Regions from separate parts of the Mus musculus genome. Here regions 2 and 3 are each linked to region 1. Evidence: chromatin loops called from intact Hi-C (ENCODE). Cell type or tissue: heart. All regions are shown on one strand.

Evidence for each region. Hi-C counts contacts between places; a loop is a spot of excess contacts. Peaks named below come from ENCODE experiments on the same cell type or tissue, not always from the same donor. Only the 100,000 strongest peaks of a DNase experiment are listed, where the experiment ranks them.
Region 2: a loop joins it to region 1, with 2.3 times the contacts of the local background. A loop is called at or near these places in 4 of 42 quality-filtered maps.
Region 3: it touches region 1 in a loop (7-fold over the local background); 19 of 42 quality-filtered maps call a loop at or near these places.

The regions. Positions count from the first base shown.
Region 1 is chr1:134,827,047-134,832,046 of GRCm38, forward strand. All of the region lies in intron 18 of Ppp1r12b (protein phosphatase 1, regulatory subunit 12B), which reads right to left. Among named protein-coding and RNA genes, the nearest start is that of Gm32670, 55 kb to the left of the region's middle. In heart, a CTCF peak has its summit at 2,706 (motif pointing left); no DNase peak of the experiment used is centred here.
Region 2 is chr1:134,773,146-134,778,145 of GRCm38, forward strand. It overlaps Ppp1r12b (protein phosphatase 1, regulatory subunit 12B), which reads right to left. Exons shown (of 24, transcript NM_001368827.1): 20 at 4,170-4,314; 21 at 3,231-3,335; 22 at 281-334. It overlaps Gm32670 (a long non-coding RNA gene), which reads left to right and starts at 1,126. Exons shown (of 4, transcript XR_387420.3): 1 at 1,126-1,236; 2 at 2,921-3,011. In heart, a CTCF peak has its summit at 1,946; DNase peaks (open chromatin) are centred at 246 and 1,866; H3K27ac peaks cover 2,419 bases.
Region 3 is chr1:134,743,721-134,748,720 of GRCm38, forward strand. Syt2 (synaptotagmin II) reads left to right here. Exons shown (of 9, transcript NM_001355726.1): 5 at 240-407; 6 at 664-831; 7 at 2,010-2,127; 8 at 3,034-3,167; 9 at 3,755-5,000. The coding sequence ends at 3,961. Among named protein-coding and RNA genes, the nearest start is that of Gm32670, 28 kb to the right of the region's middle. In heart, a CTCF peak has its summit at 2,130; DNase peaks (open chromatin) are centred at 2,151 and 3,971; H3K4me3 peaks cover 701 bases; H3K27ac peaks cover 1,213 bases; H3K27me3 peaks cover 717 bases.

The sequences.
Region 1 (5,000 bases):
GCCCGACTTTGATTTCTTGTTAACGTTCAGAACTAAGCCTTGCCAGCAAAGTTAAGTTGTACTCTTGTTCACTTTGTTGGAAAGCACGTATATTAGATTGTTTACCTCTTTTAGAGCACGCTGCCAACAGATCTCTCCACTAGCAGGCTAACAGTTATCTAGAACAGGTCGATACCTCAAATTCACAAATTAAGGATGCTTTAAAGATTGGCTGTTGGTTCAATCTCTTAGTTCCGTTCGGGATTAAGATAGCTCCACTGCGCACGTAGAGGGCAAAGTTTCAGTGAATTTGTTCAGATTGACTATCACCTGATTCTCCTAAAACGTCTTCAGGGAATTACAGGTGGGGGTGGACTTGCCTAACCAAAGAACGTTAATTCTTACTTCCTGACCAAGATAGACACTGGCCTATGTGAAGGGACTCTTACCCACTGAGCAGCCTTCAAGTTCTGAAGGTCCTTCACTCAAGGAGGTCAAAGCTGCTAACAAGTCAATTCAAACATGGAACCAGCTAGTTAGAAAATCCAAATGGCAGGGTTATGGCAAAGAACGTAAGCCATATTTTCAGGTCTGTGTTACTACTGTCTCTAAAAAGGTTCCCTGATGCAAGCCACAGGATCACCTAGAGATTTCATGTCTCCAAGTAACTAGCATCTTCAGGCCTTAGTTTTTCCTTCCTTTCCTTTCCTTTCTTTTATTATATATTTTCTTTATTTACATTTCAAATGTTATCCCCTTTCCTAATTTCCCCTCTGAAAATCCCCTATCCTCTCCCCCTTTTCCTTGCTCCCCAACCCACCCACTCCCGCTTCCTGGCCCTGTCATTCCCCTATACTGGGGCATAGAGCCTTCACAGGACCAAGGGCCTCTCCTCCCATTGATGACCAACTAGGCCATCCTCAGCTACATATGCAGCTAGAGCCATGAGTCTTTCCGTGTGCTTTGATTGGTGGTTTAGTCCCCAGGAGCTCTGGGGCTACTGGTTAGTTCATATTGTTGTTCCTTCTAGGGGGCTGCAAACCCCATCAGCTCCTTGGGTACTTTCTCTAGCTCCTTCATTGAGGACCCTGTGCTCTGTCTAATGGATGACTGTGAGCATACACTTCTGTATTAGTCAGGCACTGGCAGAGCCTCTCAGGAGACAGCTATATCAGGCTCCTGTCAGCAAGCTCTTGTTGGCATCTGCAATAGTATCTAGGTTCTGTGGTTGTTTGTGGGATGGATCCCCAGGTGGAGCAGTCTCTGGATAGTCATGCCTTTAGTCTCTGCTCAGAACTTTGTCTCTGTAACTCCTTCCATGGGTATTTTGTTCCCCCTTCTAAGAAGGATCAAAGTATCTACACTTTGGTCTTCCTTCTTCTTGAGTTTCATGTGTTTTACAAATTGTATCTTTGGTATTCTGAGTTTCTGGGCTAATATCCACTTATAAGTGAGTGCATATCATGTGTGTTCTTTTGTGATTGGGTTACCTCGCTCAGGATGATATCCTCCAGATCCATCCATTTGTCTAAGAATTTCATGAATTCATTGGTTTTAATAGCTGAGTAGTACTCCATTGTGTAAATGTACCACATTTTCTGTATCCATTCCTCTGTTGAGGGACATCTGGGTTCTTTCCAGCTTCTGGCTATTATACATAAGGCTACTATGAACATAGTAGAGCATATGTCCTTATTACAAGTTGTAGCATCTTCTGGGTATATGCCCAGGAGTAATATTGCTGAATCTTCCAGTAGAACTATGTCCAATTTTCTGAGGAATCACCAAACTGATTTCCAGACTTGCAATCTGATTACCAGCTTGCAATCCCACCAGCAATGGAGGAGTGTTCCTCTATCTAACCATCCAGTGAAAAGAAGACAGCATTTTCAACAAATGTTGGTGGCTCAACCGGCAGTTAGCATGTAGAAGAATTCAAACTGATCCATTCTTATCTCCTTGTATAAAGCTCAAGTCTAAGTGGATCAAGGAACGCCACATAAAACCAGAGACACTGAAACTTATAGAGGAGAAAGTGAGAAAGAGCCTCGAAGATATGGGCACAGGGGAAAAACTCCTGAATAGAACAGCAATGGCTTGTGCTGTAAGATCAAGAATTGACAAATGGGACTTCATAAAATTGCAAAGCTTCTGTAAGGCAAAGGACACTGTCAATGAGACAAAACAGCAACGAACAGATTGGGAAAAGATCTTTACCAATCCTAAATCAGATAGGGGGCTAATAACCAACATATATAAAGAACTCAAGAAGTTGGACTCCAGAAAACCAAATAACCCTATTAAAAATGGGGTACAGAGCTAAGCAAAGAATTTTTAACTGAGGAATACTAAATGGCTGAGAAGCACCTAAAAAAATGTTCAACATCCTTAATCATCAGGGAAATGCAAATCAAAACAACCCTGAGATTCTACCTCACAGCAGTCAGAATGGCTAAGATCAAAAACTCAGGTATCAGCAGATGCTGGCTGTGGAGGCCTTAGTTTTCTTAACTATGAGAGTAGGTTCTTGAACCAAGTTACCTCTGAATTATCTTGTAACTCATGATACAAAAAGTTACAAGGGAAATGTCTTTACTGTACTGAATAAGCTTCTTCAACAAGTCCCGTAGAACAAAAGCAATCTGTCTTTGGTTCTGCCTGCTTCTTTTTAGGGCATGACTCTGCTTGCTCACTAAAGTCTTTTCTGCTGACTACTTGTGCCCTCTAGTGATAAAGTCAATGATACAACAGGATTGGGCTGGGAAACCTACTGCCGCCCACAACAGCAGATGAGGAAAAACAAGCAAACTTCATGTCAAGGAAAAGACAGGCCAGAAATGAAGGCAGGAACAGATGGAAAGGATCCAAGCACTGTTCCTCTGGCTGCTCTGTCCAGAGCGGATACTCTAGGGTGACCCCACCACAGTAGCCACTGACACTCTGGCCTGCCCCCACCACAACAGCCGTTCAGACCTTTGTTGCAGTTTAGCTTTGCTTAGGTTTAGCTACTTATAGTCAGACTGTCTTGAAAATATTAAGTGGAAATTCCAGACTAGTCAACTCATACATTTTAAAACGTGTGTGTTAAAATCTCACACAATCCTGCTCTGTCCTGCCTTCTTAGCAATCAGCTCAACTTCAAAGGCATCAAGATTCCAGTGCCTGTGCTCCAGTCACCCTTATTTTACTAAGTGATATCCTGCAATATAAGAGTAATGATGTTCATTTTATTCAGTATACAGCTACAAATATTCCATTTTATTGCTGCTTATCTTGACCAACTTGTCGGCTAAAATCAGAGGTGCACAAGAGAAAGCACAGCACAGAACGTACAGCTCTACTTTCAATTTTAGGCAGCCCTGGGGGTTTTAGGCATTCATTCCCCATGGATGGAGAGGGACTGCTCTATAGAAAACATCACGCACACTCTGGAATACAGGCATTCATATTAACATTTTAATCCAGGGGTTTCTGACTTAGTAAGACAAGGTATCTAAAGATTTCCAGAGACTACCTGTTACCTAATGCAGCTATGAAACTGAACTGTTTAAACAAGGAGGAACTAAGCTTTCAGGTTACACAGTCTTTGGCAGTTTCTCTAGCTGGTGGATTTACCAGTGGAGTTGGTTGTGACCATTTATTTACTTATTAAGCAAGGTCTGTAGACTTCTTATTGTATTCTTTACAGACACAAGAACAATAACATGTGACTGTCTTCTTCATCATCTACTCTGTGCATGAGAAAACATCTGCACTGTTCTTGGCTATGAATTTCATGTAAATAAATCTTGGTTACAATTTCATCAGTACTTAAAAGAGGGGATGGAACCGGGCGTGGTGGCGCACACCTTTAATCCCAGCACTCGGGAGGCAGAAGCAGGTGGATTTCTGAGTTCGAGGCCAGCCTGGTCTACAAAGTGAGTTCCAGGACAGCCAGGGTTACACAGAGAAACCCTGTCTCAAAAAAACCATAAAAAAAAAAAAAAAGAGGGGATGGATTTTAGTGACATCAGCAGAGCTCAGGTCACACAGATGGCCTTCTTAGCCATACGGTGCTACTGGCAGGTGGCCAGACACTAAGGGATCTTCCTAAATATTTAAAAAGAGAGGAAAGAATCATATAGACTGAGAATCATCTTGCTCTAATCCCAAGTGGAGACATATGGTAGAGATAATAACTACTGAAGTTTCTTTCTTAAAATTAAATATCACTGAATGTGTCCATATAACACTATGGTGAAAAATCAGAAAAATGGTCTTATTTTGCATCAAAGAATTGGCTGAAAATGGACAACAGAAAACTTTATGAGGGATGAAGGTTACATACCCTGTCAGGTGGCAGTTACCCTGGTAGGTATAGGTCAAGATTCCTTACATGGTACATTTTACATTTACATATTTTATTAGCTATAAATGACATTTCAGTTGACAAACAGATGTCAGAGTCTTGGGGCGGAGGTCACCTTTAAAGACAATAAGTATTGCCAATAGAGAAGGAGAGAAGAGCTGGTACAGCCTCAATAGTAGATACAGTTTCACTGAACCAAAGCCAAGGAGGGAAGAACTGCCCTGGCTTTTCAGCAATATCCACACTGATTAGCAACAGGGCGACCTCAATAGCAAGTCCCCCTTTTTGACTAGCACAGTGGATGCTGTGGAGCCCAGTCAACTTTACTGCTTAATGGAGGGACAATATGTTATAGGAAAGAGAGAGAGAGAGTGTGGTTCTAAGAGTAATTAGATACTACTGACTATCTTTAGGTAGGGTCGTAACAATTTATTCTGGGTCATTACTAAGTATTTCTTCTGTGAGCCCATATGGGAAATGCTGACTAGAATTAGCAAAGAGTGAGCTAGGAAGGAGACTGGACACCAAGTAATGGAATATGCAAACACAAGACTATTAAAGGCAGCCTCACCTAGGCTGACTCAGCAGTAGCCTTTCCTTTGCAGAACTCCAGGTAGAGCAGGGAAATGGCACCTCTTGGCAAGTGCTTGGGCCAACCCTAGTGTCAGTGGTT
Region 2 (5,000 bases), 54 kb before region 1:
AGAAGAATGCATGAGATGACTTCCCAAGGCTCCTTCCCACCCCAAAACTGGCACGTTCAAAGTAACCAACTATATGGGAAAGCCAAAAGGACTGGTCATCAAATTACTGTCCAGAGTCAGCCAAAAAAAAAAAAAAAAAAAAAAAAAGATTAAGCTGGGAACGGAATGTGGCCGAGCTCCTGCCTTCTTAAGATGAGCTTTTTCCACTGGCACGGACAACAAAGTTAGAGAAGGTCAGGGAAGACGTGCAGGAGGCGGCCAAGGGAACAGACGAGCTTACCCGCTTCTCCACCTCCAGCACCGAGGACCGGTCAGAGGTCTTCTCTTGTTTCTGCTGTGCAAACAAAAGGACAATACCTCTTGTTCAGGCTGTCTCACACGTAGTAGGGAACCCAGCTTTCCCTGGTTCGCCACCAGACATCCAGAAAGAGGCGGCAGGGTTCTGGAATTTCCCTCTAGCAAGGGTCTCAAGCAAACAGACTGAGTCTTTGAACCCTGACATTTGCCCTGAACAGTCTATAGGATGGCCCCAAGGAGGGAAGGCAAGAACAGCTTTGGAAGCTCTGCATGTGTACAGAGGTTACTCCTGACACACACCCGAATCTCACCTCCCCTCTCCCTTTAGACTACAAAGTCCAAATGCTAAGCCTTCTTACACCAAATCACCCGGGCTCCAACCCTAGAGACAGACACAGCTCTTTCCAGGCTGGAAGCCCCCAAATTTTAACACGGTCCATGTGGCGCTCCTGAAACCCATTGTCCCCTGCCACTTCTGTTCTGAGCACTGAGGCCATTTTCCTTCTAGTGTGGTGTCTTCACACGAGATCGTCTCCTTAGCTAGTTTCTGGTATCTCAACAGACATTTCCACTTTTATCTGTTTGGCTTCCTTCTTAATCTGTTAACAAGGCTTTATCTGAACAAAGGACTCATGATATATATTTAGATCATCACTGACTTTCAGTTTCAACCCTTCAGAGAAGTAAAAAGATTTGGCTACTAAACCTAAGAGGAGTAACTTCAGGGAAAGGTCCTGCTTTCAATCAAGGAATGTAGGAATCTCTAAGTCTCCTATGGTTGTCATGGTAGAGGATTGGGTGGAATCCTGTACATTCAATAGACGGTTAGCGAATAAAGGATGGTTCTTCTGTCTTGCCCAGCACAGTGCCCAGACTGCTGCAGTGAGTGGGGACAGGGGACACCAGGCTGCCTCTGCAGATGCTCCACAGACTGCTGCAGTGAGTGGGGACAGGGGACACCAGGCCACTCCTGCAGATGCTCCCTCCCCTTCCTTCCTTTCTTCTCAATTACCAAAAGCTAAAACTAACAACAAAACTTAGAATTCTGGCTCTTATCCTAGACTTCCACCTTCTGCTCTCAAGGTCATGGCTGTCTGCTGTTACACTACATCTTCTGAGAAGCAGAAAGGAAAAGGGAAAAAGTATTAGCAGATCTGGGAGTTTGTTTATAACTTCCTTTGTCTCTTTCCTAAGCTTGTGCTGGGAAGATTTCAAGATTTGCAAAAGTCAGAATACAAAGAACTAGCTTTTTTGTTTGCTTGTATAGTTTTAAATTATAACTCCTTTGACTTTGAGTTGAAGTTTAATGTAAAATGCTGCATGTGCCCATGTGGGAACTGTCTCCAAACAAACGCATGCGGCTGACAGGCCCTCCCTCCCTCCACAATCCTAGCAAACATCTCCATTTTTGGTAAATAGAGACTTGGTTTGTAGCACTATCATTTCTTTCTGAGCTTCAAATAGCTTGCATTTGGTAAAATGAAGTCTATCCCAGAATGCCTAGCAGAGCAGTTGGCTGGCTTACAATGTGGCCCCAGGGACCAGGAAGGTCAGACTTGATTCTGGTCTGTGTGGGTCACTCTGAGCAGTTCGTTAGGCTGCTGTGAACACTGCGAGGCTGGTGGGAAGAACTCCAGCAGCTCCTGGTGGTAGTAGTAGCCCTGCTGAGGAGTGGGCTGCAGTGCTTCTCTCGGGGCTGCTCCTTTATGTTCTGAGAGGGGTACAGCTTCTGGGAGCAGCTTAAGGGCTGCATTTACTACTAACTGCGGCCCATCTGGAAGCTATTCAGAACCAAACTAGTCTCTGACAAGACACACTGTCTTGTTTAGTAATGCAGAGGGAGAGAGGCCATAAACGCATTCATCCTGCCTCCCACCTGATGGCAGAGTTATAATTTTGTCATGGGCTTTTCTTTAAATCAGAGACCTTTTTTTCCACCCCACGAAATAGCTTTACATCTAGTATGTGCTAGCTTTAAGTCTCGGAAAGTACAGTAAGAGCCATGTATGGCTCCTGTCCCCTCTTTGCTCCCTTGTGCATCCCTTGTCAGAGGGCTACAGTAAGATGCTAAGATGGTACTCAACCCCTCCCGGATGACATACCTTGTGCCTGGGACTCCAGGAGCCTATAATTTTATTTTTCATTGGGGTTATACCATATTATCAGATTAATTAGCCATCTCTGGTTTTCACTTTATATTCTTATAAAGACCCCCCCCCTTTTAACCCCAGTTCTGCTTTTGAAATACTTAGTCCCCGAGAATTCTGGAAGGGAATAACTGAACAGCTTCTGTTTAACTCTGCACTAACCAAAGGCTGCTACTGCAGTGTCAGCTACAGGGTTTGCTTCATGGGCAATGAGGTCATGCCCCCCAGCGGCCTCTCAGATTTTGTGTAATTAAGTCAGCTCTGGCAGTAAGAAGGAGTGGCTTACCCGACCAGACTGTCACCACTTCCATACTGCCAGATGCAAAGAGGGACACTTTTGCTACAAGATGGAGTCCCCCTGAAACCTAATCTGGACTACTTTATCCCCTGATGTAAACAAACCATTTAAGATTTTTGGGCTCCATTTGGGGCTCTCTGTACTCAGCTATAGTGTTGTGCTTATTTCTCCCCACAAGGTGAGGCACAGAGGAACTGAACTGGAGCACCAGCAGGACAGGAGGAACCGCCCAGCACTGACCCAACACTGGCCCAATCTGTACTTCTGCAGTAAGGAGTTATATTAATATCAATGACTAGCACACAGAATATCAGTTAGCTGGTCACAGAACTTAACTGTCAGTTTTCAAAATTATTATGTTTAATAAGAGCTCACACCCGGCCTGCTCAGAAGAAGTGCCACTTTGACTCTGTCTCCCAGCCTGTCCTCTACCCTGCCCCTGCCTTGCGTGTGCTCCCGCCTCCCTGGCCTTGTTCATCCTTCCTTACCTGGGCCATCTTCTCAAGCTTGGCTTTTATATCGGCAAGCTCTAGCTGGGCCTCCTGAAGCTTTGTTTTCAGCTTTTGGTTTTCGGTCAGGGCACTCTCGTAGAGCTGTGAAGGAAATAGAACCAGGTCACTGGGTGGGCTCCCAGGAGAAGAACTCATGTTTCTGCTTCACGCCTCTACCATCAGCTAGGTGCAGAAGAGAAGGGTGGGCTATGGAGGGCCACCGCCGCTCTCTGGCTTCAGGCAGTGTGCACTCAGGTGCTGGACACAAGAGTTCCCCTGTCAGTGAGGCTACACCCTGGGAAGAAAACTGCACCGCCATTTCTCCCACAGGCCTTTGCACATTGTGGAGTGTAGCTCGGAGACAAAACAGAACTACTGTTTCTGGAACCAGTTTGTTGATGTTTGTCAAATTCTGCTTAACAAAAAAAAAAAAAAAAAAAAATCAACCAAAAAATTTCCTTAACCAAAATGTTTTGGTTCCCATCACCCCTGCACTGCCAACACGAGCCTGAGAGGGAATGTTTCCAAAGACCAGAGAGCAAGAGCCACGAGAAGGGGACCATCATTTTAAAAACTAGCACCAAAACGTAGTTGGTTGGTGTTAAAAACACCCTATTAAAAGCATGTTTCTTAAAAATAAGTCTAACCAAATAATTCTCATGGGCTCAGACACATAGCATCACCCTTTTTAGTCTTCTTAAAAATAGTACATTTCTTACTCTCCCCTATATCTGACTCTAGGCATATCTTTACTGCAATAAAAACAATGTACACGTCGTCTTTCGTGGGCAGAGCGGTGCAGCAAACCACGGGAGCATGGCAGCAGTGCCTTTGGATTCCTTAGTCGGAATTTTGCTTAGTTTTTCCTACTGGTGGGAAAGGCTAAGAGGTTTATGTAGCATAAACCAGGAACAGGAAACTGGAAAGAGATCCTACTTTCTTATAATCCCTGTTGCTGTCCTCTTCTACCCGGCTGGTCAGGCTGGCTAGACGAGCCTCCCTGGCCTCCCGACGGGCTCTTGCTGAGGCACGGTCACTGTAAGAATCGCTGCTGGTCGGATTGGTGCCTCCTGACTCCAACCTATAAGATAAATGTTGAAGATAAAAGTTGGTTTTGAGAACAAAGTGTGTGTGTGTGTGTGTGTGTGTGTGTGTGTGTGTGAGAGAGAGGGGGGGGGGAGAGAGAGAGAGAGAGAGAGCGCGCGAGACCATAAGGCTAGTCTGTGCCTTTTCTCAGGCTGAGAACTCTGGTCAGAAACTTGCCTTCCTTGAATCTCTTAGCCAGCATGACAGGTCTCATGGCCACACTCATGGTCAGCATTGCCTATGAGCAATAACGCAGCTTGGGGAGAGAGGCTATCACTTGCCAAGAATGGAGCCCACTTGAAAAACTGGTGGCTTGGCTCATGTGCTGCTTTAAATCTTAGAGCTTTCCAATTAACTGGGACTGGAACAGCTTCCCTAAAGAGTGTGCCTTTAAAAGTCAGAGTTTCTTGGGTCTGAAGGGCTCTTGGAAAATGATAACAATGTCTGGTCAGTGAATCAGAAACACATGGGTCTGGAGAAGGAGCCACCGGGGAGAGAGAAGGATGGCAGCCACAGCTGGACACCTGGGCTTCTGGGTGCATGACGGGTCTGCTGAAGTCAAATGTCCCCGAGTAGCCCGTTTTCTCCCCTGTACTCCATATCAAGACTTAGGCTTGCAGTTAAGATTTCTATGCCTGGCAGGCGAGCTTACAGAGCTGTTGGTGGCTCTATCTCCAGACA
Region 3 (5,000 bases), 83 kb before region 1:
CAGTTGGAAGCCACAGGACATATATATCTTTAACCTTGACCTTGGCTTCCGCCATAATCCTCTACTGGGGAAAGTCTTTTAGATGAACTCTGCTATTAACTTACTGGCTGAACTCGGCCCAGCCCCACTCCCAAGATTCCCACTTGGGGTGAGGCTGGGGCGTTGGCAGGAGCCCGGTCTGGGACTAGATCAGGTGCTGGAGCAGCCCAGAGGCTCAGACACATCCTCTTTCTCCACAGCTCACCGTGGGTGTCCTGCAGGCTGCGGAACTCCCAGCCCTGGACATGGGTGGCACATCAGACCCTTATGTCAAAGTCTTCCTCCTCCCAGACAAGAAGAAGAAATATGAGACTAAGGTGCATCGGAAGACGCTGAACCCAGCCTTCAATGAGACATTCACTTTCAAGGTGATGGAACCCGACGACTCTATCTCACTCTGCCCCTGGTTTCTGCACACCTTGCCCTGGTCCCCAGCCGTGGCTGGAGCCCTGGGATATGCTCAGTATGGCACAGACTGTATGTAGTATCCTCCCTTCCATCTTACCCGCTGGTTTTTACAGTCTGCCTGGTACCTGTGAGCAACACAGGCCTACGCTCCTGGTGTCTTCCCATAGCGTCCTCTGGAAGTGACGAAGCCACTTTGACCCAGTCTGTCCTTTACAGGTGCCATACCAGGAGTTAGGAGGCAAGACCCTGGTGATGGCAATCTATGACTTTGACCGCTTCTCTAAGCATGACATCATCGGGGAGGTGAAGGTACCCATGAACACAGTGGACCTTGGCCAGCCCATCGAGGAATGGAGAGACCTACAAGGCGGAGAGAAGGAAGAGGTAAGGGTGGCGAGACCAGGCTTCTCACTGTTGGCTGAGGCTTGCCCACCACATGTGTGACAGGGGGAGTGGCGGTTTGAGTCAGGTCTGCTGGTGAAGACTCCAGCTCCCCACAGCCTGGCTGATGATCCAGGAGAAGCTAATTAACCCGAGGCTTTGGCACCTTCCTTCAGATGGTTCCAGCTGGGAATTAACTGCCCATCTCAAGTACCTTGTACAGCTCCTGGTGTCTGTCAAGCAAGCCATGAAATATAAGGACGACATTATCATTTTTCCTTTTAAGGTCCCACTGCCCATCAGACTCTGTGCCTCAGTTTACCCACCAGAAAAGCCAGCCTTGATTCGATAGGATTCTCAGTGTTTGGCTTATCTTCTAGCTACAGCAACCAACCCCTCATCTGCTGTGTGCCAGAACTCCCATTCCAGCTACTTTGCCAGCACGGGTGACCCGTTTCAGCCTGCACGGTGCTCAGTAAAGGTGCAGGATAGATGGGGCTTTGCCTGTTGTTAGAGGTGAGGGTCTGCATACCTGAAGGAGGGCATGAATGGTTGGTCTTATCCTTACCTTGGCGGCCCCATCTCTGAGAAACTGGGTGTCAGCGGAGCCTTAGGTCAGGAGTCCAGAGACCTTTCCTGCCCAAAGCTATGCTGCTGTCTGACTCTGAGGAACAGGTCTCCCTGGTAACCTGGATTTCTTGTTGGTTACAAAGTGTCCTTGCCTTGTCACACAAAGGTTTAAGTGACATAATATATGGAGAGGGAAGTGCTCTGAGAACCACATCGCCCTGCAAGCCTCGTAGCTGATATCGAAGGATGGCGGGGGTAGGGGTGATCAGGGAAGAAGCTCACTAACCACTAGGCCACCCAGACTTGCTTCTTGTGCCCCTTTCACAGAGCCTGGTGGGGATCGGAGCATACCCTACATCCACCAGGCCTGTCAGGTCCCTCCGCTATAGCCTGTCCTCTGCCTTCTTGAACGCCAGCTTCCCCAGGCCATGGCTGTGAACTGCAGTGTGAGGTAGTGATGTTGGAAGCTGGAGACCACCTCTGCTACAGACATGGGAGCTGACAACTAGGCAGAAGTCACTGCTTTGCCAGTCTTGCCGACATGGGGTCAGCCACACTAGAGGCCATTGGATAGCTGAAGTGACCTAAATCCTGCTTCTTTCCCTGGACAGCCAGAGAAGTTGGGTGACATCTGTACCTCCTTGCGCTACGTGCCCACAGCTGGGAAGCTCACCGTCTGTATCCTGGAGGCCAAGAACCTGAAGAAGATGGATGTAGGGGGCCTTTCAGGTGATGCAGAACCACTGGGAGCCAGTGTGTGGCAGCAGTGAGCCAGTCACTACTTTAACCCCCCCCCCCCCCCCTCCGCCCGGGGAAGAAGAGAAAGTCTTACCCAGTCCACCCCCACCTGCCTGTCCATATCTGAGTGTCTTCTCACAAATAACCCTCTGGCCACACTCCATGGGCTATGGAGGAAAAGGCAGAAGAAGAATTTCGTTCTCCAAATGAGCTAACGACACAGAACTTTTCTTAGGAAGAGTCAGAAGTGGCAGGGCAGGGCTTAACCCAAAGTCAGTCTTTCTGCCATGCCACAAGAGTAGGGGATATTTTTCCAGAAGGGGCTACAGGCTCTGCCATCTCTGTTCCGAAAGATGCTGTTGGTTTCAGAGTTACCTGACATAGGGCTAACGTGGCATAGGGCTAGCCTGTGCCACAGGATGCAATGGTAAAGCCTCCTACCTCTGCTGAGCCTCCTCAGCCTTATAGCTGGGGTTTGGCTCTGTCACTGACCAAACCTATGCCCTTGGCTGGATCATTTCCCTTGTGCGTCCTCAGACTCTCCCTGGTCAGTTTAGGAAGACTGGATATGCAGGGTCAGGACTTGGCAGAAGTGTGCTTTGCCTTTCAGTCACCTCCCAGCCCAGGCACCTTTCCAGGTAGTCCCCACCCTTCCTTACAAGGCCTTTCTTAAACTCAGAAGTTCCCCTAACTTTGTGCACTAGGAGCCTAAAAGTGAACAGTTAGAGATAGCCCAATACCTTTCCTACCCGCGACCCAGATGACCCCTCTGCTTCTGGGACTTCCTGTCCCTCCTCTGGGCTTCCTAGGGGCCTGGCTCCAGCAGGGTGGAGACCTGGGGACACTAGGAGGGCCGTTGGAGCTGAGGTATCGCTTGGGTGGGGACTCTCTCTGCAGACCCCTATGTGAAGATCCACCTGATGCAGAACGGTAAGAGACTCAAGAAGAAGAAGACGACAGTGAAGAAGAAGACCCTGAACCCCTACTTCAACGAGTCCTTCAGCTTCGAGATCCCCTTTGAGCAGATCCAGGTGCTAAGCCTTGAGGGCCTTGGGTTCTTGGGCTCTGAGCTAACCAGACAAGCATGGGGCGTTAGAGGTCAGCCATGGGCCGGGTACGTTCCAGTGGGAAGGATCTGGATCTGACAGTGCTGGGATGGGACCCTGTAGAGGACCCTTTTGAAGGGCCTCCATTACCTGAACATGAACTGATTTTAAAAAGTTACATATTTTTGTATATCCATACCATTTACAGTATAGACTGACAGGAGAGAATATGTATTTAAAAAGTCATTTGTATTTGAGGAACACTTGCGTGTTTTTTTATTATGTGTCCACTGACCTCATTAGAGGCCACTCCCCTTCCATAAGGTCTTACAGTGCCTAGAGCACTGTGTATGTTCAAGTACACCCACTGGCAGGAATATATAGGTTGCTTACCAAAAAAAGAAAAAAAAAAAGTGGTGGCCTCTACACTGAAATTTAATTGGAGTTGGACTGGAAGCCAGAAACCAGGAGGCACTTCCTTATCATTTGTAGTGCACAGTGGCAGAGGAGAGGGCATGTCACTGGCTCCCACTTCTCCTTTGAAGTCCTTCCTTCCTTTGCTTGCCTTGCAGAAAGTCCAGGTGGTCGTCACCGTGCTAGACTACGACAAACTGGGCAAGAATGAAGCCATCGGAAAGATCTTTGTAGGCAGCAACGCCACAGGCACCGAGTTGCGGCACTGGTCCGACATGCTGGCCAACCCTCGGAGGCCCATTGCCCAGTGGCACTCTCTTAAGCCTGAGGAAGAAGTGGATGCTCTTCTGGGCAAGAACAAGTAGGCTCCAGCGGCCGGGGCCACGCCCCTAAGGAGCCACGCCCCCGAGGCGCCACGCCCCCTGAGGACACTGACGAGATCCAGAGCTATCAATACCTCAGTTACGCGACCTTAGAGGTTTCTTCATTTGTTTGCGGTGTGTCCTGTTTTTCCTTCCTTTTTCTCTTTTTAAAGACCAACTTCCTTTTGGTGGCTGTGTGAAGAGAGTCCCCTAAGAGGTGAAAGAAAAGCCTGGCTCTGTTATTGACCCCGGAGCGGCCCTTGTTGCATGCCCTTTCACGGTTTCCCCCTTACCCCAAGTGGGGCCCTCTACTGTCAGACAGTTGAAGCACTAACTGCTTTTCCTGGGTTTTGGACCAACAACATGGCAAGCACATTCTGTTTCTTGACTGTGAAGGCAACATAGTGGCCAGCATTGTGTGTGTGTGTGTGTGTGTGTGTGTGTGTGTGTGTGTGTGTGTACACCTGTATGTGCCCATCCATCCCCATCTGCCTGTTTTGAACATCTCTCTTCATTTTCTGGAATGAGTCATGGACAGTGAAGCCATGTGAGAGGAGAATGTCTTCAGAGACTCCAAGGGAAAGCAAGCCCACTGCCTAAGCGGTCAGATGCCAGAAGAGAGCTTGCGGATGGCCATTTGGAAGGCGGCGAGATGTGATACTGGATGGGTTCAGAACTGGGACCAAAGCCCTTGATGCCATCATAGACACCCTCTTGTCAGTCATGGCTTTCCCCCCTGGAGTGGGGTTTTGGGGACATTCGTGGAAATCAACTATTCACCAGATTTGCCAGACTCTACCAGGGACTGCCAGCCCTGGGATGTCACTCCTGTTGACAACATCAAACTTTGAAGAAACAGAAGTCCCATTACTCAGAAAGCCTAGAATTAAGCTCCTGGATCTTTGCCTCGTCCCTCGTCCCTGCAGAGTACAAGCAGCGCGGTCATTTGCATTCACGCACCATCTTGCTTTTGCCTCTGTTTCCCTTTTTGTGTAAGTGGAAAAATACCATCTGAAGACAAGTGCTTTGCACAGAGCCAGAG